Regions from separate parts of the Homo sapiens genome. Here region 2 is linked to region 1. Evidence: chromatin loops called from intact Hi-C (ENCODE). Cell type or tissue: chondrocyte. All regions are shown on one strand. Each heading gives the region's core, and the rest is flanking DNA. Links, peaks and the distances in the headings are about the cores only. Region 1 overlaps MACROD2 (mono-ADP ribosylhydrolase 2). Region 2 overlaps SPTLC3 (serine palmitoyltransferase long chain base subunit 3).

Region 1 (5,384 bases), core at 288-5,287:
CATGGGAAAGAGTGCCTGAGGATCCTTGCCTGGAACAAGTTATGGAAAGAAAGTCTTACAGGTATTCTTCTTACATATTTTACTTGATTGCTATGTTTTTATGGGACAAAATAGTTCTCTTTCTTGGAAGAGTGGGTTGGGAGGGGGAGAGAAGAGGAAGATGGGTGTGTTGGGGTAGAGCAGTGGCCTTCTTTTCCAAGGGTGGTAGAGAAATTAGGAAAGAATATTAGTGTCTTTCTGTCTTTTTTCTTTTTCTGTTCCCGTACAACTTTTCTGTCATCTTCATAACTAAGTTGTATCAGAGTTTTCGAATTGCAGACTCATTTACATGATAATATGATTCATCAGGAACATTTAGGTACACAGCATGCTGACATAATAGTATTAGCTATCAATAACTCTTAGAAACCAATGGGAAATGTTTAGATCTGTGAATTGTACTAAATTTTAAATATTTTGAATATTTTTAATACAAATCTTATTTGTAACTAACTTGTTGATGATCTCTTCTTTGGTTATGTTAATTGGCTATTTAACCATTTCACACTCTGATTTATTTCTCAGGCATGAAGATGTTAACAATGCTGTGCGTTTTAATTAAGTAGTTAATTAACTGGAGCTCCCTAAGTCTTAAGTTCCTGATTTTTCTCTAGAATACCAGAAACTTAAGTGCCAAGAGCTCAGAGAATGGCTTCCAGGACAGCTCTAGCCTCACTGCAGCTTAAAAAATTGCAAACAGATTTTTTTTTTTGCAAACCATATGTCAGGGAATTTCTCAGAGGTTTTCTAAGAAATTCTTTTATTTGAAGTTTTAGAAACACTATCTTCAGTTGTATTGCTGATAATTCATAATTCTGTTGTCCTTTTTAAATGATAATATAAAAAGTATGCATTAGTATGTGGGGAAGTTGTTTTTGAAAACTTACAGCAGTTGGAACTTACTCCTGTAACAACTCTGTTAAGTGGAAGTAAACAAAGATAAGTGAGCATAAAATTGGTCAAGGTAAAGTAAGTGAAATGAAACCATATAATAGTAGAGTTTTTTTTTTTCTTTTCTGTTTCAGTGAAAATAAGTAATGTTGCTCTTAAGAGAGAATTTTGTATTATTTTCTCCTCTTCTTTTTTTTTTTTTTTTCTAGCTTGGGCTCTAGGAAAAGAGCCTTTTATCCCACCTTGTCTTCCAGTCCATTTTGAATCAAGAAAGACTCATTGAAGACTCCTTTGAGAAAAGTCTGTTTTGAAGAAGGAAAAAGAAATACTGTTTGAGAGAAGGCAAACAGACAAAAAGGGTGATAGAAATATGTATTTTTGTTGTATATGTAACTCTAAGAGACCTTCCTAGAGTGAATGAAGGTAGAAAACTGAAAAGGGAGTAAATTAAGGAATGATTGAATTTTGTGGGTCTTGATGGAAAAACGCTGGTCTTCTTTTAATGTGGAAAAACAGCTAGTGCTTCAGTCCTAGGAATTATGTCTCTGCTGTGGGCAGTTGTCATAAACTCTTCTCACAATCCGAGCTGCTCTTTGTCCTCTGTGAATGAAGGTACTTTTGCTTCCATTTCATCCAAGGATGAATGAAAATGTATAGCATCTGCCCAAACCTAAAAAGTACAGTGTGTTTATCACGAGAGCTTTGTAAGGTACTTCACTTCCACTTTAAAATTCTTTAGTGCTCAAAACCAACTATTGTGGGTTTTTGTCAATAAATACTAATTTTTCAAGATGAAGTATGGTGATTTCTATTCATATTGTGGTCAATTTTCTCAATTTTGTTTCCCATAGATAGCGTGATGGAACTTAAATTTTATTTTTTACACTTAAATAACTGTGCTTTTTGTGATGCGTAATCATGATTTTCTCTTTTCCTTGAGATTTTAACAGACCTTATATTAGTGCATATGTCAAAATAAAAATTTTTAAATAGTAAATATGTTGTAATATTAAGGATATTGATTTTTTTCTATTAAATGTTGAGCTTGGTGTTGGTATAAACCCTGATCCTAAACGGTAAATTAATACTTGGAAATTAAGAGTGTAACTATGTTATATAGAAACCATCTTGCGAATTGGTTTGTGTGGGTGGTTTTTAAATTTAGTTTTTAATTTTTTTAGTATGTAATCGTACTCTTTCAGGATTATCTAAAGCACTTATTGTAATTGGTTGTTTACTTTTCTGCCTCCCCCACCACATTGAGTGGGGAAATAAAACCAAATGAGTATTTGGAATCTAGTATGATCCACCCAATAGTGAAAGCTACCAGGATGGGAATGATTCCTGGAGAATACTGGGGAAACTTGTAGAGTGTATGACAATTTAGCAAGATGTATAAGGATGAGGAGGAATTCCAAAAGCAGGTGGATGGGGGAGCTCCAAGAGGGGAGTTTCCAGCTGAGTGCAAGTTGTAGACCATTTACTGTAGCAACATCTTAGAGTAGAAGGCTGGATGGTAGAAGAGGAGCTGCAGAGATAAGCAGAGGTAGCTAGCACACAGTTATGAGAAGTTGGCTGGAGAATGAGATTTGGCAAGTGCTCCATGTAATGAAGATTTGTTTAAAGAAAAGATGTGATAGAAAAGGGCTGAGTTTTAAACTCCCCAAGTTTAAGAAGGTTTGAAGTTTTTAAACTTTAAAAGTGGCCAGGGAGGGAGCCAATAGAGTAAAAGTATAATGGTGAGGGTTATGCTGGATGCAAGAAATTAGTGTTTCACTAAAGAAGAATGTTCAGTTGTGTCAGATGTCACAGAGAGGTGTAGAAACATAAAAAGTGCAAGGAATCCTTCAGATTTGGTAAAGAATTGCCACTGGTAAATTTGTCCAGAACAATTTCAATGGGGCCAGAAAACTCTGGATTGTGAAGTACTCAGAGATGAGAACATGCAGGCAGTGATTTTATTTTAGAAGAATTATTTATCTGTCTTTGCCTTTCATTTAAAGGCACTTTCTCAAAGTTCAGGTTCCTGACTCTATGATATAATTATTTATAGACTGCCTTTCTGAAAATAGTTCTATATGGGTTAATTTTGTTAATATTAGTATGTTGACAAAAGAAAACATAAAGGTCGATATGATTATTTTCAAACTGAGAAGCTGCTGTACCAAAGCTAGTTTATAAAATTAGATTTTGTATTTATGGACTTACTCATCTACTATGTTACAGTAGTCTTTGTTTTGTGAAACTCCAAGGAAATATTTTCTACACATTTCAGGTTAAGAAAGAAAAACATGCGTTTATTTTGTCTTAAACATGAAATAATGTTTTAAGCATTCTAAAAAGTACTTACAAATGGATTAAACACATTGGCGTTCTTTATAGTTTTACTCTGGTTCTTTTTTTTGTGACTTGTTATTCATAGTCTTTGCAATGCCGCCCTCTAGTGATCGATTTCCAAAAATGCATTAATTAACTTGTAAGCCTGTTACAGTCTTTCTCTTTTGACTCTACTGATCCTTTGCCACAGCCTTTGTTTGGTGTTCTCTTTTATTGCTCTTCCATTAGTTATTCTTATTCTCCTTTAATGGCATTAGGGAAAGATCAGAAGTTTCAGGAGCAAAAAAAAAAAAAAAAAATACATATATATACACATTTGACTATGAATCCTTAAAACTTGTCCATTTACCAGTCTGGGCATAGGGCAAGTTACCTGTCCAGAGTTCTTACTGGGAATGAATGAGAATGTCTTTTTGTGGCACCTGACACAGACAGCAAAGAGCAGGCATTCAACATATACCAGCTGTCTCTTCCACCCTCTTCTCCCCAACATTGCTGAGAGTAGGGATCAGTACTGTTTTTTTTTTTTTTAAACCTGTCCCTTCTCCTCTTATATAACATCTCAATTTGTTGTAATTACCTGTTTACTTGTTTGTGTTCTATAACTTCTAGAGGTCAGGTATCATGTTTGGCTTGTACATATTTGTATCTGGTATTTAGCAGAGGCCAGTACACACAGGGTCCTCATTGGATATATATTTGTTGAATGAGTAAATGAATTAATGGATGCCAGTTTTTAATAAGAACCCCAGACTGTGTTACCGACATTTCTGTTGATTGATTGATTATGCAGATTGTAAATGGGTAATATATGATATAATTAGATTTTACCCATGACCTTTCATAGAGGTATTTATTTCATGACTTTTTCAGTTTATTCTATAGTTATTGGTCTTCTCAGGTTTTGGATAATATGATAATTTGTGTTTTCCTTAAGAATTGTCTGTTTTGTTCAGTTTAAAAAAATTATTAGCAAACACTTATGTATAGAATTTTCTTATGATATTTGACTTCCATATGTGACAAAACCCCCTTTATCATTACATTTATGTTATGTCTTGTGTTGTCTGTTTTTAGATTGTAATTAGATTGGAGGTATATATGTATTTTATTGTTTTTTTAAAGCAATGGCCCTTTGAATTTTATTCTTCTGCTTGCTAACTGAAAAAATAATTTTACCTGTTTTTTTTGTCTTCCAGGTTTTTCTAACAACTTAGTACTTCCATTTTTCTTTTTGTGCAAAAGCTTTTATTACTCTAAATTTGCTTCTAAATTACAGATTTGAGTAAATGCCATATAATAGAAGATGCTGTTTTTGTTATTTTCTAGATTTTCAATAAAATGTAGCTGCAATTTCCTCATTGATCTAAAAGTTACTTAAGAGGGTATTTAAAAATGATGAAATGTATGTGTTTACAATTGTTATTTTCCATTTTTAGTATAATATAATCAGAGAATAAGGAATGTACAGTTTCTGGTTTTTGAGAATTAAAATCTTTTTTGGTGATACATATAAGATCAGTATTTAAAATGTGCCCCAAGCACTGACAAAGAAGGTGAGTCCTCTGAAGGGTATACAGTTTTATATATTTATTCAGATCTCTTTTTTTTTTTATGTGCTTCAGCTATCATGTATTTATGATAATTTTATTAAAGTTTTGTATTACTGTTGTGTGTTTGTCATTTTTCTCATTGTTTTTTAACGTTTTATTGCTACATTATTTGATTCTTAGAAGTTTGTGATTGATATCTTCATAATATATTTTATTCTTCATCAATTAAAAATATTCAATCTTTTCATTAAACATTGCTTATCATGTGGATATCCAAATGGGAAAAACAATGAAACTTGATCCCTGCTTCCCACCATGCACATTTGATTGAAGATCTAAATGTGAAAAGTAAAATAAGCCCCTAGAGGACAGTATAAGAGAATATCTTACATCTTTCTATCAGACTGAAAGTATCAGTACTTTATAATCTTGAAGTAGGAAAATGTTTCTTAAACAGGACACACAACTCACAGGTATAAAAGGGAAGATTGATAACCTGGACTGTTGACAGTTCAAGAATTTCTGTCATCAAAAGTTACTGATAAGAGAAAAACAAAACAGTAA
Region 2 (5,384 bases), core at 102-5,101, 930 kb before region 1:
AATAATGCAGTGAGCTGATTGTTTGCTTGAGAATTAGCTGAAACCAAAAGCACTTAAATCCATTGAATGTAAATTATTTTATCCAAGTAGCATAGAAATGCCCAAGTGGCCTTACAAGATTGAAAGGGTTGTCTCAGCCAAATAAAACATGCCTTCAGAACAAAGGAATGGCGTGTGTCAGGGAAGACTGTCTAGGATGTATTGATGGGGAAACTGACAGAGCTTCCCAGGAGGGTATTTGTTAGTTATGAGCATTTCTCCTTCTGCCCTAGCATGGAAGGTTCCATCGTGCATCTGCCCCAGATCATAGCTCTAAAGAAGAAATACAAGGCTTACCTCTACATAGATGAAGCTCACAGTATTGGGGCCGTGGGCCCAACCGGCCGGGGTGTCACGGAGTTCTTTGGACTAGACCCTCATGAAGTTGATGTGCTCATGGGCACATTCACCAAAAGTTTTGGAGCTTCAGGAGGTTACATAGCTGGAAGGAAGGTAAGAGAGGGCCTGCTTGTGTCTGTTTAAAACCTGAGCGCCCTGGGGATGCCGTGTGTAGGGCTTCTCTGAATTTCATGAAAGCTTCAATTCAGTTCACCACACCTCAGCTGATCACTCCAGCCTGGCTACAGTGGGTTCACAGCCAGATAAGGCCCAGAATATCGAGGAGCTCTCCCTCGAATAGTGAAGAGGAGCATGTGATGAGTGATCACACTATAATGAAATGGCAACACTGGCCGTGTACATAAGATGCAAAGTACCAGGCAGAGGAATAATTAACTCTGTTAAGTAGTATCTAGGACATGGTTTAGAATGAATATCCATCTGGTAGACAAATAATGGGGGGCCATATTTAACACACAGAGAGAATAATGTATACCAAGCCAGAAGTGATAAGGGATGTTCTGAAAACTATAAGCATTAAAAAACACAAAGAAGATAATAGCAACAGTAGGCAATGTTAGTTATTAGGGAGGCTGACCCTATGCTACAAGTTGTGGGTTTTAAGAGTTTTAATCAAAACGGTGGCAGGAATGTACTTTTAAGAAATATTCTCTGCAAAAAAAATTCTTTCCATAATGTTGCATACACCATAGGTCAAATCCTGCCATTCTCCAATATCTTATCAATATGCCTTAAAAATTCTGATCTGCTGGGATTAGACTGTTAAGTGAGTGTTGGCCCTGTCATTCTAGTGCCAATATCACCAAGAGGTTTGTGGAAAAAAAAAACAAAAAAAAACAATAAATATTTGAGAGAAATTTAAAAGGAGGGAAAGGAAAGGGACAAAGAAAATCCAATATTCAAACCTGGGTTTGAGAGATAAAGGAGCCAGTTATCTGAACAATGAGAGGATAGCCTTGTCCAAATTCTGACACCTATCTCAGACAAACCTACACCTGTCCCAAAGAGCAGATGTGACAGTGATGTTGGCTCAGCCTAGGATGCCACACCAGGCCCAAAACCAGTGCATGCAAGTGGTATCAACAAAAATCCCCACTTTCTTACCTATTGTGATGAACAGGAACAAGAGTTCAGACTTCTGGTAAACCAGTTAGACAAACCAAGAAGTGCAGCAGAAAACAGTCCTCTCATTGAAAGCTCATGATTTAAAACAACAGATTTAATTCTGGCCACTGGCCCTGCCATGAAATGCACAGATGCTTAAAATGTTCAGAGTTTTAAGTGGCCTTTACCCTTCAATAAGCACTGCTTTCTTTCGGGCTCAAAGCATTGTTTTTCATCCCCTCTTCACTGGCCTGTGGGAATCAGCTGGGTAATGCTAAAACCATTGGGAAAGCCCAGGATCTTACAAAATTCAGCTAAATCTGGTGAAAGGTTAAATGTTCCCTTCCTAGACTGTCGAAGCAGTAGGAGCAGAGGGTCTCAAATTTAGGAGCTCCCTGATCCTGGCTACATTGCTCTGTGAGCTTGTGGTTTTGTGATTACTTTAGCAGCAGTTCTGAACTACAAAATTTTTAACGAAGCATAACTCTACTTCCTGAACCAAAGGCACCTGAATAAACCGAAGCAAGCCAATTCTTGAAATGTTGTCAAATTTGGTGGATGTCACATTTTTCCCCCTAGAGTAGCTTCATTTGATACCCACTTTAAACAAAGGCTCGCGACTAGCAGAAGTAAACACCAGTTCACCATGATTCTCTCTCATGCTCTCCATTCTGATGTCAGCTAGAGTATTTTTAAGATGTAGGCGTTCTTGTCCACACAATTTCTATTCATTTGGCATAGATACTGAGCAATTGTGAAAATTACCATTATTTACATTAATCGGGATGCAGAAAAAGTATGTACATCTGTTCATTTTCTTATCTCTTAAAATGCTCATTTTATGCATATTTGGATACAGAGGGTCGCATTGTTCATTCCCTCTCCTCTCCCTCCTTTTTCCTCCCCACCTTTCTCTGTCTTCTCTTCCCTTCATGTTACACTGCAGTGTCTAAATTTACCACTAGATGGCAGCAAGAATTAGAGCGTGTCTGGCAGAGATTCGTTAGCCTACGCTGAGATCTGCCCTAAAACAGCAAGATGCAAAACCTTGAAAACATAGGGGCTGTTTCCAAGACCTGGGCGGTGAGCAGGAGGGCATTTGAGAAAATGCCTGTATCCCTGATGACTTAAAAATCAGTCAGATACACACCTGTGTGGAATGATTTTGGTCAGACTGTGATAAACCTGGGTAAACTGGCTTCCTTTCGGCTTAATGAGCCCATGATTTGATGGAACTTATGTATCCGTTCCTTTGTACCTTTAATTCTTTTTAATTATGTTAAGTTTCATTATGTATAATTTCAAGTCAAACATATATTTTATTCCTATGAACTTCAGATAATTTTGTGAAGAATTTTTACTTTGAGTCTGTTTAAATTAGGATTCGGCAAATACTAAAGATTTTTGTTTGAAAAAACTACTTCTACTAGTATGTTTAAATAATTAAGAGTAGAGTTTTCAAACTCTGATAACTGTACTGTAAGACAGATAGATAGGTAGATAGATAGTTGATAGACAGATGAATAATCTCCCAGATACTTCCCGTATATCTCAAATTCGGGGATTATTGCAAAATAGCTAGGATTCCAAACCAATGTATACAAAAGCAACAAAATTGAACATAAAAAAAGTTAAAGTACACACATTCAGACTTGCTGTTTTTCTGAAACTGTGTATAATTTCAATTTCACTGTTCTCATAGGGTTCTCAGTAAACCCTGAAATTTGAAAATAATCAGTTAGCTCCAAAAATCTAGAAAAAAGAGATAAAAACATCTGGCTCTTAACTCTCTTTTTAAGTGATGTTAATATTGGTATAGAGGGGCTGCATTCCCAGTAACAGTGTCTAGGAGGTTCTGGAAATCTTTATGGAATGGGTCAAGGTCAGAGTTTTATATATTAGCAACCAGATGAGACATGTAATGAAACACATTTGAAAACAAGGAGAAAAAAATGGTTTAGTATGACGATACTACTAGAGGAAACAGAGGTTTTGTTTTTATCTCAGAGCCTTTTCCTCACAAAGTGTCCTACAAATTCCCCTCTGCTAATTGGAAGTTGCTGCCAGGCTGTGATCCCCACTTTCCACCTCAAGGAAACTGCTAACAGTCTGTCCAGAGCCAGCAGAGTTTTGCTGTTTTGCTCACTTTGGGTTTGGAGCCGCTATAGATGCACAGTGAACAGCCTAACATGGAGGAGTCTGTCCTTTCAAGACCTTCCTGATGAAATTCCAGATCACTACTTCTCTCCACCTGTCAGAGCTCCGTGCCATGAATGGCTTCTTTGAAGGAAAGCCTAAGCTGATGGGACTAGGTTTCTTATTTTTATTCTTTCACATTTGTATTGATCCTGTTGCTGGGAAATGTGGTCAATGCCGAAGACCCCAAACTTTTCCCCAGGCAAGGATCTTGAGTCCACCTGCATGCCTGGTGCCGAACACTGGCTCCCACAGCCTCCACAGGCTGACCAGAGACTTGCAAATGAATGAAGCGATGGTAGCCCTTGTAACTGATAGGTTGCAGGGCTGGAATTCTGGAGAAGGGAACTGGGACAGGGCAGACAAATTTGGGGTGAGCATTAGCCCCAGAAGCCTGCATGCCAGCCAAAGCCAGGTCACTCTAAAAAGTGAGCTCTGCCCTGCACACTAGGCCCTGGCTGTATTTAACATCCCTTTGAAGTAAGCAGGGGTCAGGGAGTGAGCTCTAAGATGTTTATTCTAAGAGTCTCCTGTCTGATTTCCTCCCAAAAGGCCACCCTTGCCCTTGAACTTCAGGCCTGTGTGTAGAGAAAACAATCAGGGTTTTGAACTTCCAAATGGACGTGGAAACCTCGATACGAGGAGACCTCTAACCCACCCTGAAGAAGACACGACCCAGACTCGCCTTGCAAAAGACCAAAGCCACCTCTTAACTCATGGCTCATAGCACCCAATGGGGGAACGAGAGGGGGAATTAGTAGCCAGGAATCAAGGCTCTCCCTGACACTCTCCAGAAGTTACTCAAAGAGCTCCATTTTTTGAAACACACAAGCAAATAAACTTCCATCCAGAAACTCAGACCCTGAGAGAAAGCAAACTCAGTCCAAAAAAAATAAAATTTTGGGCAAGATAGTCTTAACATTAAAAAGAACCAGTGCTGCACCGATGAGGTATTTATTCAAACTAAGAAGGCTCATGACCTTGACTTTAAAAAATGTCTCAATCTGTGAATTAGGGTTGGGGACATTGGGAAGAGCCCTTTTCAAGATCAAAGGAAGTTTTGTTTTACTTCCTTGTCTGATCTTTGTCAGTGATGGTCCCCAAGCTAAGAGACAATTGCTACACTTGTCCCTGAGAATGCAGTTGAGTAATACCCTATATGCTTTGAGGCCCCTGGCCACCTTTCCTCCATCTCTAAAACCCGTCTGTTTTCCATTAGACGGTCAATATTTAGCAGGCCACCACTAGGTATCCACCACTATGGATTTTAAAAGAAGTGTAAAGCTCCATCCCTGCTCTCAAGGAAGTTTCAGTCCCTTTTGGAGAAACAAGAGAGATAGACATGAAACATTTGGAGACCAATGTGACTCAATCTGTGATTTAGTACCATATAGATGAGTAGATCAGGAACTCCCCACCTGCTCCAAAAAGAGGAACAGTCTCTGGGTTAGGGAAAGTACCGCAGGGTAAGGAGAGTGGAATTGGGGTCTGTGTTCTCCTGGACCCCCTCACACCACACCAAGCTTACTCTTCTGGGGAGAAGTCTGGAGAAGTCGAGTGTGGCCTAAGGGTGGGGCTCCAGAGCCAGCTTCTTTAGGTCCAAATCCTTGTTCTACCACCTTTTGGGAATAATTGTGTAAACTTTTCTGTGATTCAGTTGTTCTGTCTATAAAATGGGAATTAAA

Evidence for each region. Peaks named below come from ENCODE experiments on the same cell type or tissue, not always from the same donor. Only the 100,000 strongest peaks of a DNase experiment are listed, where the experiment ranks them.
Region 2: it touches region 1 in a loop (3-fold over the local background); 20 of 110 quality-filtered maps call a loop at or near these places.

The regions. Positions count from the first base shown.
Region 1 is chr20:14,051,960-14,057,343 of GRCh38, forward strand. All of the region lies in intron 2 of MACROD2 (mono-ADP ribosylhydrolase 2), which reads left to right. Among named protein-coding and RNA genes, the nearest start is that of MACROD2, 59 kb to the left of the region's middle. In chondrocyte, for the core only: CTCF peaks have their summits at 3,372 (motif pointing left) and 3,584; no DNase peak of the experiment used is centred there.
Region 2 is chr20:13,117,234-13,122,617 of GRCh38, forward strand. It overlaps SPTLC3 (serine palmitoyltransferase long chain base subunit 3), which reads left to right. Exons shown (of 12, transcript NM_018327.4): 8 at 273-492. It also overlaps a transcript of TASP1 not described here. Among named protein-coding and RNA genes, the nearest start is that of ISM1, 100 kb to the right of the region's middle. RefSeq lists an enhancer at 5,011-5,060. In chondrocyte, for the core only: CTCF peaks have their summits at 2,472 (motif pointing right) and 2,706; no DNase peak of the experiment used is centred there.